Linked DNA regions of Homo sapiens: region 1 is linked to region 2. Evidence: chromatin loops called from intact Hi-C (ENCODE). Cell type or tissue: chondrocyte. All regions are shown on one strand.

What was found. Hi-C counts contacts between places; a loop is a spot of excess contacts. Peaks named below come from ENCODE experiments on the same cell type or tissue, not always from the same donor. Only the 100,000 strongest peaks of a DNase experiment are listed, where the experiment ranks them.
Region 1: it touches region 2 in a loop (5-fold over the local background); 19 of 110 quality-filtered maps call a loop at or near these places.

The regions. Positions count from the first base shown.
Region 1 is chr1:100,034,372-100,042,371 of GRCh38, forward strand. SLC35A3 (solute carrier family 35 member A3) reads left to right here. Exons shown (of 8, transcript NM_012243.3): 8 at 1-1,263. SLC71A1 (solute carrier family 71 member 1) reads left to right here and starts at 3,724. Exons shown (of 12, transcript NM_033055.3): 1 at 3,724-3,945. The coding sequence starts at 3,862. It overlaps LOC124904230 (a long non-coding RNA gene), which reads right to left and starts at 3,637. Exons shown (of 7, transcript XR_007066251.1): 1 at 3,359-3,637. RefSeq lists enhancers at 3,196-3,798, 3,761-4,040 and silencers at 3,521-3,700, 4,161-4,350. In chondrocyte, a CTCF peak has its summit at 308; DNase peaks (open chromatin) are centred at 3,680, 4,140 and 4,400.
Region 2 is chr1:100,892,289-100,900,288 of GRCh38, forward strand. EXTL2 (exostosin like glycosyltransferase 2) reads right to left here and starts at 2,554. Exons shown (of 5, transcript NM_001033025.3): 1 at 2,345-2,554. SLC30A7 (solute carrier family 30 member 7) reads left to right here and starts at 3,802. Exons shown (of 11, transcript NM_133496.5): 1 at 3,802-4,054; 2 at 4,282-4,383. The coding sequence starts at 3,975. RefSeq lists enhancers at 1,886-2,609, 2,610-3,332, 3,227-3,296, 3,847-4,096, 4,147-4,306. In chondrocyte, no CTCF peak of the experiment used is centred here; DNase peaks (open chromatin) are centred at 2,563, 2,843 and 3,753.

The sequences.
Region 1 (8,000 bases), 860 kb before region 2:
ACATCTTACTATTGAGTTTAAAAATTTTTATTTGCTGTGTTCTTTTATATGTGCAATTAATGATATTCATGTTGGAGTGTTGTATATTATTTGCCTCTGCTTCATATTGTCTAGAGGGTAGTATTTTCTATTGATTGAAAAGTTTTCATTTTCTGTTTTTTATAATAGCCTTGTATGGATTTTTGGTGGCTTTTCTATTCATGATTAAATGTGTAGGATCTTCTTCAATCAGCAATAACAGGTGGCTCTATAGAATGGAGGGTAGAAGGGATGTGGGTGACTTACTCAGTTTTTAGTTAAAGAGGACCCTCTTCTGTTAGCATGGTGAAGTGCAGTTTCTTTAATAAATTGTGCATGGTGGGGGTGGGATTTGGATTCTGTGATACAATCTTGTTTCTTTAGGAATCTTTTACTTTTGGCCACTTGCCTTTCTTTCCAAGGAATCCCACTCCCTTTCAAGGTGCCTCATGAACTGTTTTCATGAACTTTCCAAACATTGGTTTCTGCTTGTTTCTAAGCCTGATTCTTGGCCTTCTCATTAATTTTCAAAACTTCCAATATCCTTCCAAATAATTCCCTTTTGCTTACGTTAGCGAGTACTAGTTTGTTAGCCAGTGTTAGTTTCTGTTGATCCTAACCAAAAAACCCTAACTGAGATATCAGTCTCTTAGCGCAAAGTTTGTGAATACGGTCATCCCTCCATATGAGGAGGGGAGTGGGAATTGGTTGTGGGACTTCCGTGGATATCCAAATCAGTGGATGCTAAAGTCCCTTACATAAAATGGCATAGTATTTGGTTATCATCCTCCCCATACATCATCTCTAGATTATTTATAGTACTTAATACAATGTAATGCTGTGTAGTCATACTGTATTTTTTACTTGTATTTTTGTTGTTTTGTGGGATTTAAAAAATATTTTTATTCTGAGGATAGTTGAATCCACAGGATACTGAGGGCCAGCTGTATTCACAACCCAAATCACATACAAAGCGACAAGTTCATACACAATAGGCCTATTAGAACAGGACTGTTCTCTCTTGTTTATCATTGCAGCCTTTCTAGCACAAAGCCTGGGACATTCTGGACATTTAGTATGTGTTAAATTTCTCTTACTACATTATTTCCAACAGTATTTACTGCAATCTGCAATTACCTTCCTTTTGTTTTGTAACTGTGTCCCCCACTAGAATGTAAGCTCTGTGCAGATAGTGTCTCATTTATTGATGTATCCCTGGCATCTAATAAAACACTGACAACACAAGCACCCAGTAAATATTTTTTGAATGACTGAACAATAACCAGTTCATAAGGCTGATAAAATTGGTATAGCTAGATGAAGTATGATTTTGAGGGACTATGAAAATCAAAGTAACCACACAATAAATTATCAGCCCTCTACTTCCATTCAAAACAAGCTCCTGGGAATTGAATTATGAAATCTATCATATTACTTTCTCTAAAGAACTTCAAGTTGGGTGTCAACTAAAAAGTTGCAGGCGAGGCGCGGTGGCTCAAACCTGTAATCCCAGCACTTTGGTAGAACTGAGTATCTCTTGAGGCCAGGTTTGAAACCAGCCTGGTCAACATAACCAGACTCTGTCTTTACAAAAGAAAAATTAAAATTAGCCAGGCATGGTGGTGTGCATTTGTAGTCCCAGATACTTGAGACGCTGAGGCAGAAGGATCGTTTCGGAAGAGGCTGCAGGAGGCCATGATGGCACCACTGCACTCCAGCCTGGGTGACAGAGTGAGACCCTGCCTCAGAAAATAATAATAGGCCACGCATGGTGGCTCACACCTGTAATCCCAGCACTTTGGGAGGCTGGGGCGGGAACATCACCTCAGGTAAGGAGTTCAAGCCTGGCCAACACGGTGAAATTCCATCTCTACTAAAAATACAAAAAAAATTAGCCAGGCATGGTAGTGGGGACCTGTAATCCCAGCTACTCGGGAGGCTGAGGCAGGAGAATCACTTGAACCTGGGAGCTGGAAGTTGCAGTGAGCCAAGTTGGCACTATTGCACTGCAGCCTGGGCAACAAGAGCAAAACTCTGTCTCAAAAAATAAATAATAAAAAAAGTTTCAAAATGAGAATATATGTTTCAAAACAAGTATAATGAATATACTTATTGATTGGAAAATATAATTAGAAGTATCTATCAGGCTATAAATTGCTTTTCTTCTCCCTTCCATGGAAATTAGTTTTTTTTTCCATTTTTAGTCAGTATGAAAATACAAGGAAAAGGAAATTCAATCAAATTTACTTTTTAACATTTTATTTGGAAATAATTTCAAACTTACAGAAAAGTTGCAAAAACAGTACAAAGAACTCATACATTCATTTACTGTTTTTCCTTTTACCCTATATATTAGTTATTTATAGCTGTGTAACAAATAACCCCAAAGCTTAGTGGCTTACACCAAGTACTTTTCATCTTACACTGTTTCTGAGTCAGGATTCCAGGAGTGGCTAAGCTAGGTGGTCCTACCTCTGGGTCTCTCATGAAGTTGTAGTCAGCCAAAGGCTTGACCAAGGTTGGAGGATCTACTTCCAAAGTGACTCACTCCGTGGCATTTGGTAGGAGGCTACAAACAGTTCCTGGACAACTGGATCTCTCCATAGGCTGCTTGAGTGTCCTGAAAACACGGAAGCAGGCTTCCCCAGGCTCCAAGCCCCAAAATGAATGAAAAAGAGACCCGCAAAGGAAGATGCAGTGCCTTTTATGACCTAGCCTCTGAAGTCAATACTGTCACTTCTGTTTTGATCTATCAAGAGTCACTAAGCCTAGTCTACACTCAAGGGGAGGGGAATTAGAGTCCACCTCTTCCAGGGAGGAATATCATTGAATCTGTGAACATATCTTAGAACTACCATACCTAGTTTCAGTACTTTTAAACATTCGCCATTTTGCTTTGTCCCTCTCTTTTCCCCACCTACATATACATACACATACATGTTACTCCCTAACCATCTGAGAGTAGGGAGCATGCGGTGTATCCCTATCCCTCGTGTTTTTCTCTTAAGGAAAAGGATATTCTATTATACAACACGGTAGTTATCAATATCTAATTTTAACATTGTGATACTTTAAAGTCCACTTCCACTTGTGTAAATTGCCCTTTCTAGCAATGTTCCCATCAAATTTATTTTTAAACAATACAGTAAAAACGTAGAGGGCCACAAAGGGTGACATCGGTCAGGTAAGGTATTTTTTTTGGCAGGGAATAAAAAAGGTCCTGGGTCTAGGGAGGTAAACAAGCGTGAGCCAGCTGAGTTCTAGCGGGGGTCCCTGAACACCAAAAGGACAAGACTGTTTCTGAAACACTACATTATCTCTTAAGTTACCCATTACTTACGGAAAATGATTTTTTACTGTTCCCTTCGGTTCCTGTCTTGGTTAGAACACAGCTGGAGATTGTGTTAATAGCTTAGGACGTCTGTTTCCGTGAGCAGGTAACAACTTTTTGAAACAAATTCCCTCATCTGCTGAAGAAGGGGGACAAAAACGGCCCCTATCGCCCAGAACCGTTGCGAGGATTTAGCTAGCTGGTGACGCCGGAGCACGAAGTTGTACAGGTAGCCAGCAGCACCCACGCGAGCCCGCGGTTACCCTGGCCGCGCGGCTACTGTAGAGTGGGCTGGCGGCGAGCGGGCGGGGCGGTATCACGCGGGAGGGGCGGGGCCCGCTCGTCGGCTGATCGCACGATTGTGACGCGCCGCCGGAGGCAGGCCGGGCCCTCAAGATGGCGGCGGGCGCCCAGAGCGGCTCGGCCCGGCAGTAGTGGTGGGACGGCACTAGCTGCTGGGGCCTGCCGCCCCGGGAGTGGCTGCAGCAGCGCCAGGAATCGAGGATGGTAAAATGACCCAGGGGAAGAAGAAGAAACGGGCCGCGAACCGCAGTATCATGCTGGCCAAGAAGATCATCATTAAGGACGGAGGCACGGTGAGCTGAGTTCCGCGCCGGCGAGCGTCCCTCGGGGCCCCCATCCGGTCTCTCCTTCAGACCCCCACACTGCCGTCTCTAGGCGTCCCGGTGCCTCCCTCCCTTCCCCCACCCTGTCCGAGCTGCCGGTGCCTCGGGGTCGCGGACCCGCATGCCGCCGCTCCGGGAATCGTCCTCCGCTGCTCGGGCTTGCGGCCTCCGGGGCCCGTCCTCTTTCTTTCCCGCACCTGCCGCCCTCTGCTCTGGCCGCCTCTGCAGGCCCTGCGGCCTCGAACCCCACGTGCGCCTCCGCCGCGGGGAGGAATGTGCGGGGCTCCCCCGGCGGCCCGCCCGCCGCGCCCCTCGTCGCCGCAGCCTCGCCTCGCCTTCGCCGCCAGGCCCCGCGGAGCCGTCGCCGCGCTTGTCAAGGGGCTGGGAACCATCCCTGCTCTCCCATATGTTGCTAACGGGGTGGCGTCTGGCGCGGGGATCCCGCTGCGGCCCCGTAGTACGTTCGCTTTCTGTTTCCACGTCTCTCTGCGTCGGTGCTCCGGCTCTGGGCTGCTTACAGTAAACCCTGACCGGAGATGGGCTTCCCTCACTTCCCGGAGTCGGAAGCATGACGGCAGACACCTGGGGCCTACATTCGAACCTGCTAGTTTTCAAAGAAAAGTCATCACTGTGTGTCTTAAGATCAAAAGTATTAGAATCAGTCATGGCCTAAGGATCGGAGGAGGACACTTTGAAGGGAAGAAAGGTTTGCTTTTTAGAAACAGTTGTCATCACAGTAAACTTTATGCAGTGTGTAGTTAACCAGCTGGGGACGTAGGATTTTTAATTGAAAAACAAAACAAAACAAAACTGTTTTATGCTAACATTTCTCCGTTGCTACACTGTGTGGTCTTTGTTGCATCCGCTGATACCGCGTTCTGAAATAGAATGGAAAGGTGATATATATGTTTCACTTACCTGAAGTGTGCAGAAATTGTACCATTAATTCCATTTCTGTTTATATCTTATTGGAGCCGCGATCAACTGCTAGCACAGTAGTAAATGTGTAAGTAGGCCACCATTGAGGATTTGCTGAATTCAGTTGAAAAACGTGACAAAATTTTATGACATTTCAGAACACGGCCCAGTCAATATGCCAAAGTTTAGAAAACTTGAGACATATGTAATGACTTTGGAATATATTTTTAGTTTAACGTTTATTATATGTTATAGCTTTGACATTTATTGAAAAAAAGAAACAAATTCCTCAAGTTCTTTTTATTGAACTTGATTAATTAAAACATTACTTTGATTAGATCGGTTATGAAGAGTCATAGCTCTTTTGACCAAGTAGGTAAGAACTATGTGGGGAGAAAAATACTGTTGCCTTTGTCTACCTTTAGAAAGAGACAATATTTTACATTCTTCATAAAATCTACAAAATAGTGGCAATGAAAGATTGTATTTTGTAAGACCAAGTGATATTTAAGATCAGTATTTTTTACAAAATGTAAGAATGAAACTGATTAAGAAACACAGCTTCCTTTTCCTTGGAAAGTTCAGTTTTATTACCTTTCTTTGGGGTTTTGTTTGATTTGCTTTACAGCAGATGCTTTCTTTCCAAATCCTGTGAGTTTTGGAAAAGATCGTTTTTAAACTTTCTTGTCCTATTATTAAGGTTGTAATTAATTCTTAGCCTGCTTTGGGACACAAAATAAAATGTTTGCACCAGCAATAGGTTTCACATAGAACAAATGAAGACTTTTCTTGAGGGCTGTGAACATGGGGGCTATTATCATTTCTCATCTTTATACACTTAATATTTCATTCTCTATTCTAAGAGCACTGGGCACTCCTTTAGAAAAGGGGCTTTGTTTTGTATGTTTGGATCCCACAGGGCCTAGTATGTGAATTTTAAAGTGATAAAAACACTTCTATTTTGTACTAGCACATTCCTAGATGAATTTTTATTGTAATTTTGTTTATTCTTATACGTAATCAGAGGATATATTTCAATAAATATCAGGGGAATATTTTGCATTATTTGTATTTTAATCCATCCCAGCTTTAAATTTAAAAAGTATAACTATTGCAGTCATAGAAATGATTGTAAAATGGTAGTTGCTTATCTACCTCTCTACTTACAATAGTTCAGACTACTATTATGAACTTTTTTTGTTTGTTTGTTTGAGATGGAGTCTCACTCTGTTGCCCAGGCTGGAGGAGTGCAGTGGCAGGATCTCGGCTCACTGTAACCACCGCCTCCTGGGTTCAAGTGATTCTCCTGCCTCAGCCTCCCGAGTAGCTGGGACTACAGGCACGTGCCACCATGCCTGGCTAATTTTTTATATTTTCAGTAGAGACAAAGTTTCACCATATTGGTCAGGCTGGTCTTGAACTCCTGACCTCATGATTCACCCACCTTGGCCTCCCAAAGTGCAGGGATTACAGGTGTGAGCCACCGTGCCCAGACTGAACATTTTTTAAGAAAGGGGAAAAAATTGCCATTTGATACTCTGTTGTTGTGTGTTTTTTAATTCATCGTATCATAGAATATTTCAGTGCTATTGCTGTTGACCTCAGAGTTTCAGAGTTTTTATAAAGTTCCGCCAATGGGTAGATTCATTCAGTGAGATGTCTGAGGCTCTATGGTCGGTACATGACAGTCGTGAACAGTATTTCACATACCTGGTCAATGGTACTGATTTGATCCCCCTTCTGATTTCTTCTTTTCAACAATGTTAATAAAATTCTTTCCCGTTGTCCTGCTAATGACATATATGTAAGCCTATTTGGCCAGTTTAAATATTTATAAACAAAACTAGTAAGAGTTGTTAATGATTTTTCTGAAAATTAGAGCAGATTAGAGCAGATTTGTAGTTTTCAACGGCTGAAGAAATAAATCCTTCTAAATGAGCCAGATTAATCGTAAGTTACTGATTTTTTTATTGAAATTGTATTTCATTGAATTGTATTTCATTCAGCTGAATGAAAAACAGGCCAGGATAAAGCTAACAAGTAGGCTACCTATGTGAGTAGACACAATTAAGATAAATTACATTAAGGTGTGTGATTTTATATTAGGTGTTTTTAACCTGGGTCTGTTCACCCTGAAGTTGTTTGCAAAATTTTCTTTTGGCTATACATGTTTCTTGGAAGAGTCCCAAAAGGTCCATACTTCCCAAAAGTTTAAGAGCAATTGTTCTGTTTGAAAACAGCATAAGTAACTAAAGAATAAGTTCCACATATTATATTCAGTAAATATTTAATCATATACTGTATACTACTTCACTGATGAAAGTAACCATATTAGTGAATTTGCTTTTAAAGCATCCATATATAGAAATAGTTTTTAGGCCAGGGGCAGTGGCTCACGCCTGTAATCCCAGCACTTTGGGAGGCCAGTGTGGGCAGATCACTTGAGGCCAGGAGTCTGAGACTAGCCTGGCCAACATGGTGAAACCCCATCTTTACCAAAATTACAAAAATGAGCTAGGTGTGGTGGTATGTGCCTGTAATCCCAGCTACCCGGGAGGCCGAGGCACGAGAATCACTTGAACCTGGGAGGCCAAGATTGCAGTGAGCCTAGATCACGCCACTGCATTCCAGCCTGGGTGATGGAGTGAAACTGTCTCAAAAAAAAAAAAAAAGAAGTTTTTAGTTACAGGTTTTCATGTATGTAACATTCAGTGTAGGTATTTAAGACAGCTGAAATAAAAATACCTTCTGACATTTTCAAATACTAGAATTCTGTTTTGTTTTATTAAAGCATTACCACTTGTTTTTAAGCATTCCTGTTAGAGGCTAAGAGCTAAAGAGTTATTTACAGTATTCAAATTGAATTTTCCTTATCTTTTAAAATGCTCATCTTAAAATATGATCTTTATTGTTTTGGCCATACAATTGTGGAACTACATCTCTGACAGTGGAAAATGTATAGTTCTTTCAGAAGTTTGTGGTAAAATGACTTTAAAGATTTGATAGAAAGTAAGGCATATCTGAATTGCATGGTCGGAAGTACCTGAAAAAAGTAAAATTGATATATCATTTGAAAATGAAATGCATATCCCTGGATAAGCAGAGCA
Region 2 (8,000 bases):
GGTGGGAGAAGCTGACTTGCTGAGTATTTGGGCTTCATCTTTCTCCTGTACTGGATGCTTCTTGCCCTCGAACATCAGGCTCCAAGTTCTTTGACTGTTAGACTCTTAGACTTACACCAGTGGTTTGTCAGGGGCTCTCAGGTCTTTGGCCACAGACTGAAGGCGGCAGTGTCGGCTTCCCTACCTTTGAGGTTTTGGGACTCTGATTGAGCCACTACTGGCTTTGTTGCTCCTCAACTTGCAGATGGCCTATTGTAGGACTTCACATTGTGATTGTTTGAGTCAGTTCTTTTTAATAAACTCATTTTCATATACGCATCTATCCTACCAGAACTATCCTAGTTCTGTCCCTCCAGAGAACCCTAATATAAGGATCCAGAAGCAAAATAAATGCACACGATCCCAACTATCTAATGTTACACATTTGAAACCAGAGGATGTATGCCATGGAGCAAAACATTTGAACATGTCAGCAATTTGCACTTGTATCCAGTTTCTAGATTTATATGAATTTGTATTCTTATGTACCTTTACAACTCCTTTTTTAACCAGCAGTTCCCAGGGCGCTCAATTTGAAGCATCTAAAAGGGTCAAACAGGGTTGCAGATAAATGCCAGGGTTGATTACTGAGGAATGACAGATAGCATCTTTCCTATTCCTTGCTGACCATTGCCCAAAAGGAGCTGAAACCATGACTGAAATGAGCTTCTGCCCCTTAATTCTCTCTGCTTTCATTTCTCAGAATCCTCAGTCACACGTCTGAGCAGCTGGGGTTTTTCCACCCATAGAGTCTGCATAGCTAACCTAATGCAATTAGTTGGTAGGAGAGATATAAAAACATATTTAAAAGTTCAGGGTAGAAATCCATTTTTTAGTTTAAAAATGTTCAATAGTATATGTATTTTATGATCTTATAAACCGATTTAATCTTGTAACATACAAAGGAATTAAGAATTCTGATTGGTGACTTGCAAGATACCATTTGAACAGAGTTGAAGAATCATTTTTGATTTTCCAATACGACATATTGAAAGGGCAAAAGGAATGGCTTAGTATTTATGGAAAGACTTACTGAGTGACAGCTGTCCCTTCACACTGCTCCAAGGGCATCCCTTGTGTAAATTTTAAACATCACAGAGTTCTAAAAGACGAGACTGATTTGCCTGTCACAACCCCCCCCTTTCTTCATAACTACTCTTTTCCATAAAATTCCTCCAGGGAAGGAACTTTTTATTTATCTGGCTTTGTATCCCCAGCACCCAGCACAGAGCCTGGCACATAGAAGACATTCATTAAATGACTGTTGAATGAATGAAAGAAACAAATTTGATATGACAACAAAGATAGGTTAACATATATGGGACAAACATTATTTGACAATGACAAAAGAAGTGAGGCACAGCCTGACGTTTTTCACTCATAGAACTTTTCCTGATTTAAATAGTGTCCACCTACACTTTTATATTGCAAATAAAATGCCTTTAGTTTTAAATTTGGTCATTATGCTCTTTAAGACTGAAAGATGTGAAGACATCACCATCACTTTTTGAAAGGAGAAGGTCCTCATGGGAATACCTATCATATATCTTGGGGGATGGGGAGTGGGGGAATTTGGGAGTCTCTGGAAACTGATGTAACTGAAATTAAACTTCAATTTCTCGTACCCATTTCAAAACTATTTGAAAAGAGGTAATGTAGGTTTCTCCATAAACCACTTAAGCGATTTCTGATTTGTAGCAATACAGTATAAAATATAGGACTTATTTTCAAAGGCAGAATACAAAAAAGTTCAAAATGCAGCTGACCTTGATGAGTTAGGATTATGCTGGAAATCAGTTGCTGAAATTTAATTATTTCTATTACTTCTCCCGCCTTCTCCCAAGTTAAATCATATTGAATAAGGGCGTTTTGGAGAAAAATCCAATTACCATAGAATTATTTATCTTTAAACTATCTAGTTTGCACCCAATTAATTTTTCCTCAGCAGTGCAGTAGAGTAAAATTCAAGGTCTACTGCTAATACAAAAACTTCCTTCCAAAAAAAGAGTAAATGCTACTAATTTTAAATATTTCTACACTTAAATTAAAAGAATGAAATATACGCTAACAAAGGCAAATACAAAATACTCTTCCCAGAACTTACTTCTGAAACCTAGCTGTTTTTACACAGCAGTTTTAATTAACATTTTTCAAAATTGTAGAATAAGTACATATTTTCAAAAATAAAACCACCGAATACTCCATACACACACACAAAGTTCTCAGAACGAGAGCAAAACATGCATATATCCTCACTACAAAAAGAAAAATACTAATACTGGAGCATTTTGCTGTGTCTCCTTACCTCGAGTGCAGTAGATTGCAGTAGGGCCAGCCGATTTATTTCCCTGCAGCTTAGTTATCATAAAACGGAAGGGGCGTCTCGTTTGCTCATTTTTGTTTTTTTTTCTAAACCAAGTAGCGTGCATCTATCCTTCTCCATTAGCTGGATTAACAACCTGGAAAAAGTGCCGCCCGCAAAGTGAGCGCCTGGAGCAAGGGACAGTCCCCGAGTGGCCGCCCCTCCCTTTCGGTGACGCTCCACTTCCTGTCGGCCTAAAAGGCATTCCCAGGAAGCTCGGTTTTGTAGTTTCCAGCCCACCTCCGAAAGCCAATCCTTTCCTCCATTTCTTCTCCAAGGTAACAACTTTTAAACATTCACGTGACGGACCACCTTCCCTCAGCCAAACAACTTCCCTGAAAGGCGCCCGAAGGAGCCTTCCCATCCACCGCGGGTGCCCAGGAAAGGCCTGTGGGGCTCTCCTCCCCGCGCTCCACACGCCCTCGCATCCCACCGAGGGGCCAGCTTCTGCCTGCACGTTGCTGAAACTGGCCTGGAGGTTCTGACAAGAATTAGAGCGGCGGCCGTTGCCCCGGGGATGACCTGGAAGCGAAAGAGACCGGCACGAATTCTAGAGTTTCGGGGTTTCCGCGGGTTGAGATTGTACGGGAAACAATGCATTAACCAAACCTAAAAATCAAACAAACACGTCTGGTAGAACCTACCATTAAAAAGCTTCTTTCCTATACTACGTTTAACAGCCTTTATTTTGAAAGACATTGATTGATGCCAGGCATGGTGGCGCACGCCTGAGGTCTCAGCTACTCCGGAGGCTGAGGAGGATCACTTGCGTCCGGGAGTTCCAGGCTGTAGTGAGCCTCATTGTGCTCCAGCCTAGGTGACAGGGCGAGACCTTGTCTCTTAAAAAAATAAAGAAAGAAAAACATTGATCGCCTCCTGCGTGGCAGTCCAGAAGGGTCAAGCGCTGTTTTCGGGGTGGCGTGGAATGGATTCCTAAGATTTGGGCGCCCATAGAGTTAACGCAGCAAAACGATCACTTGCGTTTCCTGCGGACTGGCGGCAATAGAACACGTGGCTGCCTAGACTCTTAATCACTGATATCTACCACACCAGGATTTAATGCCAGTTGGGAGGAAATGGCGAAAGGGCAGGCGCTGGAGCCCATGCATCCGGGAACACTGGTGGTAGGCGGTCGGGTGGGCGTGAGCGGGCTCTCCATCTCCCAGCCCAGTCTGCAGGTCGCCACCTCAGGATTTTCTTCCTGAGTCCGGGTGGCAGGATTCCATCCCAGGTCAGCCCCTCACACCCCCTGGTAGTTGCCACCTCCTGGCGTCCCTCCAACAGCTCCAGCACCTTTCTCATCCCGCCCCCGCCGCAAGCCACGCCCTCCGCCGCGCAGGCCCCGCCCGCGACCGGCCTCCCTCCTTTCCTGTCCCAGGACGCGTTGCGCGGCCCGGGCCGGAAGTAAGCGAATTCCCGGGTGTGTGTCTGTGTCTGTCTGTGTCTCGCAGCGGCGCGCGGCCCCGGACAAGCGCTGGGGATTCCCGTTTGAGGCGTCACTACTGTCACTGCCATCACCCCACGGAGCCACTTCTAGAGGGGAGTAGACCCGGCCCTTCGCCGGGCAGAGAAGATGTTGCCCCTGTCCATCAAAGACGATGAATACAAACCACCCAAGTTCAATTTGTTCGGCAAGATCTCGGGCTGGTTTAGGTGCGGGGTGCTGTGTTTGCGGGGAGGGGGTGTCCGGCAGAAAGGGAGAAGGCCCAGACCTCAGGATGGCCCGAGGTCCAGTGAGGGAGAGTCAAAAACTCCCCGTCAACCCCTAGCTGTGAAGAAAGGAGCATGTGAACTGGGAGGGTCTTGAAGAGGGTACCCAGCCTCGGGGTCCCGGCACCTCCTTAACTCTCCCGGCTCTTTTCCACGTGTATCATTCCCAGGTCTATACTGTCCGACAAGACTTCCCGGAACCTGTTTTTCTTCCTGTGCCTGAACCTCTCTTTCGCTTTTGTGGAACTACTCTACGGCATCTGGAGCAACTGGTAACCAAAGGGGAAAATGGTTTGGGCGGAAGCTGGGTGTGAGGGAGACGAAGCACTGTTTGCTTAATGCCACGTAGCTCCTCACTAGGAGGTTCAGGTCCTACCTTTGTTACCTACCTCTGCTGCTGAGTTGCTTTCTCATACCCACACCAATCTGGTAGGGCTACAGTTCTTGAGTAAGATCTGGGCCTATCCTGTGCAACCTCTCTTGTCACGCTCCCCTCCAGTTCCATCAGACAAGACTGACAAGCCCCTCCTTATTTTAGCAGATGGGCAGAATCTTTCATTTCTAATTGTAGGCCTTAGGTTTACCCACTTTGTTGGAATTGGGAGAAACTTGTTTGCTGCCTCTCTCGGGGGGGAGTGGCATTTGGATTTCACCCTTAAGATTCTGAGAGAGTATATCTGAGATGTTCTACTTAGTTTGTTATTGGGGCTTGGAATGGGAGGTTTTATAAAGTGATATCGGGAGGAATATGTGTCATTCTCTTCTCTCTTTAATGCCGAAACTGTCTCATGATTTTCCTGTAGTCTTAACTGCGATGTAAAAATCCCATATAGTTTCTAGAAACAACATTTCTTGGGTTTTGGTGGCACCTTTGAGGGTTTTTGTTTTTTTTGAAACATCCTTAGGAGGAGGAAAATCTAGTGTGTAACTCTGTGGCAGTGAAGTTACTATTATTCAGGTATTTGCTGTTGAGTAACTTAAGGTCTTATGAAGTTGTTCTGCTAACAAGACTGTCACACTCCTAGGTGTACTAATTCTGTCTTTAGATCCCATACTCCTTCAAAAATCTGATGAAAGCCAATACTCAGAATTGTACATAAAGCTTCAGGATGTTGTTGGGTTCCCTGTACTAAATCTTGGACTCTAGATTAAGAACCTGTTTTCTATTTATTAAATAGACTTAGTCTCTGTTGTTTAAGACCCATTTTCAGAGAAAATCGCTGTCCTTGATCTTCTGTTGAGATCAAACATTGACAGGTAATATCACCAGGTTTTGTGACATGTATACTTTTATATAATGCTTGGGCTTCTTTCAATTCAACCGTCAATTCAGTTCTATAAAAAATACTCAATAACCAGCAGATTATGAAGGTTATTGGTTTAGTCAACAGTTGGGTATAAAGGCATATTGGCACAATGAAATCTTAATATATGTAATAACCATTTTGAATCCTTTGGGAATCAGATGTGTTAATTTGAAGGATACCCCATCATAGATTAATTTTTTAATCCCATAGTATTAACACACTTTAATATACTGTAGATGTTGAAAGCACTTGTACTTGAATAATCATACTTTATCATAAATATATAATATTTACAGTATATTTTACATTTTTCTCTTCCTAAATTATGCCAAATTAATTTTGGGATATGTGCTGATTGTATCAGGAGTGTATCATAGCTTATATATGCATATTTTGTATCAAGAGTGTATCATAGCTTGTATATGCATATTTTGTATCAAGAGTGTATCATAGCTTATATATGCATATTTTGCTACAGATAGTTTCTATTGCAGTGTTTCACTATGGCTTTCCATTACATAAGTCACTCTGTGAAATATCTCATTCAAGAGATTCACACTTGAAGTTCCTAAACCACCTTTCATGGAAAGTTAAGTATATAGTAACTCTTTTGATCTGTAGAGATCTGTTGGGGAGATTACCAGAACCATTATTTTTTAAGTCAGTATGCATCAGTGCATAACAAAAACATTAGTTGTAGTCGACTTGTTCTTTTACCCTTAGGGGACTTGCTTTTCTTTACTAGTGCAGCTTATATACTGTTTTTCATTGTGTTATGTCTTCTAGCTAGATTTGAAATCTAGCTCCAGTGCATGTTGTACTTAGTTCATTTAGCACGTATCCGTCATCTCATGCCTATTTATGTTAATCTCCAGATCTACAACCAATTATTCTTAAATATTAATTTTTAATACAGATCTCTTGTCATTGATATTTGGGCAGATTTAGGCATTTCTCTGGCCTTTTAATAATCTGGCTTTCTGTGTTTTATTTAGACACCAAAATTTTTAGTTCCTTTTGTTGACTGATCAATAATTTCTTTATATGACCAGAAGATTATCTGTGTTCCTGTAGGTTATATTAGCTTTTCAGTTCCTTGATTAAATTTCTTCCAAAACTCATTTTGTGTATTAGTCAATTCCTTGTTGAATTTCATTCTGTAAAAATAAATTTCAACTTGTTGAGAACATGAAATAACCAAGAATTTTTTTCCTATAGAGGACTGAAACGTGAATAAAACACTCACTTCACAAATAAAGGTTCATAGAAGCAGTTGATCTAATTTTAACAAATGTTAAATTGTTCTGGTTCTTTTTCAGAGCCTTCATTTTAAAGGAAGAACTTAATTATAGTTGATTTATATTTTAGATGATGAGTAGGTCTCTTCAGTGGAACAATAGGTAGTTGTTGTGTGTTTTTCCCCTCAATAAATATCTGCTACCTTTCACCTTCCCACTAGAACGTAAACTGTATTAATGTAGGGATCTTTTCTATCTTATGCAGGCACTTCAGTACATAGCACATAGTGGATGCTTAATACATATTTGCTAAATGAAAGAATGAGGGAATAATTAATGTATGGAATTACACTACCTATACTAAAAATGGTAACTACCCCGTTAAGGAAAAACAGCAATGACAAAACATTAAATTCCATTCTCTCACTCTTAGAAATTGGGAGGAAAATGGTAGAAATTCTATGTGATTTTTCCCTTCCTTCTAGTATTTTATTTTTCATTTACTAATTTATTGTTGAGTAACTGACTAATCTCAAGGTAACATAGTGTAACAATGTGGTTTTGTATCATCTACGGTTAAGTTTGTTTTCAAGTTACAGAAAAACTCTGCACACCTGTAATCTCAGCTACATGGAGGCTGAGACACCAGCATCCCTTGAACCTGGGAGGCAGAGGTTGCAGTGAGCCGAGATTGAGCCACCGCCCCACAGCCTGGGCAACAGAGTAATACTCTGTTTCAAAACAAAACAAAAACCTAAAATAATGGTTGCTTACACAAGATAAAACTTCATTTCCAAGATGGGTGCTAGTGTTTCAGTCATCCCTGGCAGCATAATGTCTGGAATGCAGATAAAAAGAGGTAAAAGGTGTGCACATTTTTTTTTTTTTTAAGATTTACCTGGATGCTAACACACAATGCTTTCACTAAAATTTTATCACATGGTCATGCCTAGTTGCAAATGTAGTCTTTATTCCACTCAGCCATGTATTCTGCGGAAAGTCAAGGATTTTTTACTAAGGAAGAAAGAGAATATGTGGATAGTGTAGGTTTTGGAAGTGGGACTTGAGAGAGAGAGAGAGAGAGACAAACTAACCTGTCATCTTCTATAGTTGGAAAATTGAGGCCTAGAGTTTTTTACTTCCCAAGTGAGCAGCAGAGCCTACAGCACCTATTGTCCAAGTTTGATGTCCAAAAAACATCACACTGGTTTTTTCTAGTATCTCAATATAGTTTCTGTGTTTTTATGTTCTTACATTTTTACTTCATTTTTAACAGATTTAATTTCAGTAGTATTTCTTACCAAAGCTGTTGCAACCATTTTTCCCTTAGACATAGAAGACACT